Linked DNA regions of Mus musculus: region 1 is linked to region 2. A link is a loop called in an ENCODE intact Hi-C map of the cell type or tissue named here. Cell type or tissue: left cerebral cortex. All regions are shown on one strand.

The links. A loop is a pair of places that touch in the nucleus more often than their neighbours do. Peaks named below come from ENCODE experiments on the same cell type or tissue, not always from the same donor. Only the 100,000 strongest peaks of a DNase experiment are listed, where the experiment ranks them.
Region 1: a loop joins it to region 2, with 3.0 times the contacts of the local background. A loop is called at or near these places in 15 of 42 quality-filtered maps.

Annotation. Positions count from the first base shown.
Region 1 is chr11:11,988,912-11,991,411 of GRCm38, reverse strand. All of the region lies in intron 1 of Grb10 (growth factor receptor bound protein 10), which reads left to right. Among named protein-coding and RNA genes, the nearest start is that of Grb10, 47 kb to the left of the region's middle. In left cerebral cortex, no CTCF peak of the experiment used is centred here; a DNase peak (open chromatin) is centred at 1,327.
Region 2 is chr11:11,460,991-11,463,490 of GRCm38, reverse strand. Zpbp (zona pellucida binding protein) reads left to right here and starts at 1,072. Exons shown (of 8, transcript NM_015785.2): 1 at 1,072-1,427. The coding sequence starts at 1,127. In left cerebral cortex, CTCF peaks have their summits at 1,436 (motif pointing left) and 1,772 (motif pointing left); DNase peaks (open chromatin) are centred at 1,240, 1,506, 1,736 and 2,367; H3K4me3 peaks cover 1,223 bases; H3K27ac peaks cover 781 bases.

The DNA of each region.
Region 1 (2,500 bases), 530 kb before region 2:
GGGGTTTGGTTTCATTTTTAAAATGCCATAATTTTTAATACACAAGCTTATTGTTTCTAATTGAAAAACCTGAAATATGAACTGCTCTAAAATTAAAAACTTCACTGTAAGAGAGAGAGAGAGCGTGCAATCAGAAAATCTGCCCCTGCCCTTGTATACAATTAATAAAAGTATGGCATATGTTTACTGTAAGAAAAAGGTGTGTGTGACACATAACTAAATTCGTGTTTTGTCCTGAATTGTATCCCTAAGATCTATCTATCTGGGCACACATACTCCAAAATATTGTTTTTTGAACATGAAAAACTAGTCTCCGGCATTTCAACTAAGGCTCACTCACCTTGAGTTAGGTCTTCTTAGCTTATAGAGACAGAATTCTTAATTTTAAAGGGTGTCTTTTTTTTTTTTTTCAATCTGGGATTTTACAAACACATGCAGTTCTCAGTGAGATTTCATGATTACATCACATTTAAACAGTTGCTTGCGACAACATGAGTGTTGCCAGATGAAGTAGAAAATATCCTGGGAAGCTGTAGATAAGCTACAGATAATGTTTACAGTAAGCACTATGTAATATTTGGTTGTATACTTATACCAAATAATTTTCTCTCTGGATCACAGATTTAACTGGGCATGCTGTATTTCTAAGTCTACTTTATACTATTGCCTTCGTTCTGTTTGCAAGCTGCTTGTCTTTGAAGTAGGTGCGTCCATGTAGCCCAGTGCGCTTGTGATGCCTGAGGTTTCTCAGAGGAAATGCTGTGCTGAATGCATGAGAGGGTCTCAGACCTGAGTGTTTATAGGACACAGCCAGGTGCTGTCAGGTGGAGCCACGTCTGTGGTGAGGGGATATATTTAAGCACAACTGTATGAGATCTGAACCAGTCTCCTGGAAATGATGGCTTTGTATACCTTGGTCTATGCTTCCCAGTGCTCTTGTGAACTACTTCCAAGCTAGTGGTCCGATAGTGGTATTTCCATTGGTGGTACTACTCATTCAAGGACATATTTTAGATGAGACACTTTAACATTTCAAATAAACCTTAAAATTAAAGCCATGCCATGGATATATTTTGAGAAATATATTCTTTGGCAATTTTATCATTGTACAAACATCATAGAATATAGTTATACAACGCTAACTGCTTGAGGTCCCTGCATACTTGGGTTGTATGGTATAGCCACTGTAAGACACTGTATGAATGAAGCTATGTGCTCTATGACTTTAAAATCTGTGTTAAATCTTTCCTGGCTCAGAAATTTGCTTGGAAGAAAATGACTAAGATGTTCATGTAAAAGAAGTGAGAAAGGAAATACTCTGCTGATGATAAAAACCTGTTGGCAGGCTGTGTGAGTGGAAAATGCAGGGTGTCAACCCAAAAGCAGACAGATGTGTTGAACTGATGAGTAGGGAGCTGAGAAGGACGGGTGTGGGTGGGTGGGTGCTCTCGCGAGAGGGTGTGCAAGTGTGAGCAGTAATTAATGTGTACCCAGCAACCTAGAGCAAAAGGAAGGATTGGGTGACAAATAGTGCTGTAGTTTGCAAGTGATTTGTTGCCCGAAGGCTCTTGTTAAGGGTTTTCTCTTCTAGGTGGCACCATTGGGAGTTAGTGGAACCTTCTGGAGGTCAAGCCTAGGGGGAGATGATGGGGACCTGCCCTTGAGGGGAGCCCCTTCTTTGTCTTTGGCTCTCTTTTTCCACTTTCCTGAAAGTCTTGGCTGGGAGGTGAGCGGGTCACCATGGACTCCCTGCGGTTGCCACCTGTCATCTCTAGATGTTCAGAAGCCATGGAGCCAACCAGTTGTGAACTGGAGTCAAATTAAATCTTTTCTCATAATAAGTGTTATCTTGGGTGTTTGATATAGTAACAGAAAACTAGCAAATACAATTTGGTTTATGTAATATCTGTGAAATCTCTCTACCTACTGATCACCAAAATAAATGTCAGATATATAAAAGAGTAGTTCATCAAGTCAGAAAGAAAATTAAAGTAAAGTTGAAGTAGATTTAAAGAAAGACAATTCTCAAGATGAAAGTAAATGGCCAGTCTGTGAAATCGCACCCCAACTAGAGCAAGAACTCAGGCATACCATGCTTACTTTGAGATACACTTCTGAGATTTGCTCAGTGGGTTTAATAGAGTAGCAAACTTCATATTGAAAACATGAGTTCAGCTCTAGTTGAATGAAGAATTATGTGTAAGCAAAGATCAAAGAGAAACTTACAGAAATTTAGGAAAATGAGGCCAGTATGACTTCTCTGTTTTTTACCCCCTTTCCTATTCGTATTGTTGGAGTTGCTACAGTCCTAGTTCTTAGGCAACTTGATACCTATGGTCAAGTCCCAAGAAACTCAGCAACCCTTGCAGTGCTCCATTTCCTGTTGTGAGTAATGAGACACTGCCAAGTGGATAAACCATGATGGATTTTGTGTTTGTTCATAGTCCATAGGCTCACAGACTGAGGTGTTTCTGCTGCCTAACCATTTTAGTTTAGTTGT
Region 2 (2,500 bases):
ACAATTCTTAGAACGAAAACAATGAGGTATTTATGTTATTTCAGTAAATGGCAGCATAAAAAACGATCTATTTTAAACGATAAGCATAGCAGTCCACTTAAGAGCTGTTTTTTAACTAGACAATTTGGTTTTGCATGAAAATTGCAACTAAGTTTAATTATTACAATCCGAAGGGTAATAGCTCACACCTCCTTAAATAAAGAAGGTAAGCTTCTACAAGAGTCAGGTATAGAATATTTAAATCAGATCAATTGTATGATAGTAAGGATAAGCAGAATGTAGCCACGACCACCTATGATGATGACTGAAAATTTGCAATATACAACAAAACAAGCAATAACGTTGAAATAAATGGGTAAGTTTTCAGCATAAGGTCCTGGACAGTTTATCCAAAACACGAAGGTCAGTAAGTTTTTACTCCACTCCGTATTACCCATCTCTTCATATTAAAAGTGAAAACATTTAACAGCCTGCTTCTAGTGTTTCTATATATTTGTATAAAATTTATTTTTATCCTAGTTGGACTATCATTAAATCCTTCCAAAGGCAGAAAAGATGTATGATTCTTTCAATTTAAATACATTCTCATTCTAAACGGTCCGTGAGCTGGTTCTTTATGTTTTCCTGAATCCAAGTTGAGGATGATCTTCCAAGCCGAGTACTGCATGAAAGTCAATGTCATCTAAGGTCTATTTCCTCCATTTTCCCATCATGCCACTTTTTAAGGCAATACCTTTAATTTCTCCTAGGTGTTCACTGCATGCATTTTCTATTAAGTCCCACACACTGATAATGCACAATCGTTCGCATTACAACAGTCAGGAACTTCATGCATTGGCATTACTATAGCCAGGAAGTTTATGAGAGGTGTACATTCATTAAGTCATCCGTTCTCAGGATCTGCTGCCATTAGGCACCTAAAGGCTGAAACTCAATCCACTGCTAAGGTAATAAGAGGGGCTTCTCCTCTGCACACAGACACCACGGGAAGGCAAAGGTTAGAACTTTGCGACACAAGATTCTTCTCGCTTTGGAATCTCAGACCAGCCAGGTTCTGGAGGGTTTCCTTAGTGGTGCGGGGCCTCGAAGTCAAGGGAGCCCCTAGGGGATCGACCTCTTGCCTCCCATGTGTACCCAAGCTGGGTCCCAAGCTAGCACACCTCCCGCACATCACCCGAGCGGAAGTGGCGCGTCCGTCGGTCCGTCCTTCCGGCCTGCCGTCTGCCAACTTCCGGCGGCGGGTGGGCGCGCGCCAGGTAACGACCTTCTGCGCCGAGGCTCGGCCGTCGGCGGCGTGTGGATGGAGGCCTTGGCCCCGGGCCGGGCTCCGCGGGGCCGGCGGCGGGCCGGGGCCTCGGGCTCCGTGCTCTCGCCGCTGTCGCTGGCCGCCGTCCTGCTCTGCGCCTTGCTGCGGGCGCCCCCTGCAGGTGAGGCTCGGCGCCGCATGGCGGGAGCTCTGGCTGCCGCGGCTCCTCACGAGAATTGCGTTGGCCCCGTGTCACGTGACTCCGACTACACAAGGACACCCTCTCTGGCAGGGACAGCCCCAGTGAGCCTAGTTTTGTGTAGGAATCTTGAAAACTACATTTGCATAGAAAAGACCTCTGTGGGCTCGTGAAGGAGGCCCTGCTCCAAGAGATTATCCGAACTTTAAAAGTGCCTTAATAAAACTTCAGTTCGTGGGTCATTGCCAGCCGTGTGTTTCAGAGCGAGTCTATGTAGCTCTGTATAGTACTGAATTTGTGCTGTGAACCTAGTGAGCTTTTAGACCATCCTTGATAGTGCAGCGCCCTCTGTTGGTTCTGGATGTAAAATGCAGGGTGTAGTTGGAAACACGTATCCTAGTTTCAAAAATATATATCGGAGAAAGAAATGAGCGCTTACTAGATTGGCTTTTTAGCTAGCAAGGTTTGGTCTCTCTCCCTCTCCCTCTCTTTATGTTGAAATTGTAGACTTACTAGCAATAATCTGTGTCCCATAGATCCTAAATGTACTAAAGGTACATTTGTCAGAGTTAAAGTTTATTCAAATAAGAGAACTATAAAGTAACCAAGGATACAGATGTAGAAGAAGTGTGAAGAAAGGGATACTGTGGTTAAAGGAAAGAAATGGGGCATGCTTACTAGTTTTTTATTTTTTTTTTAACTTGACACAATCTGTAGTTACCAGGGAATAGGAAACCTCAATTGAAGATTTGACTATCAGATTGACGTATGAGCGGTCTGTGGGGGTATTTTTCTTAATTGCTTTTGATGTGGGAGGGGCCGGTCCTCTGGGAGGTGGTGTCATCCCTGGGCAGGTGGTCCCAGGCAATGTCAGAAAGCAGGCTGAGCAAGCCAGAGGAAGCTAGTCGGTAAGCACTATTCCCCCGTGCTTCCGCTTAGCCTGCTGCCTCCAAGTCTGGGTTTGAGTCCTGGATGCCTTTGCTTTCCTGGATCGGAAAGAGAGGCCCCTTGGTCTTGCAAACTGTATATGCCTCAGTACAGGGGAACGCCAGGGC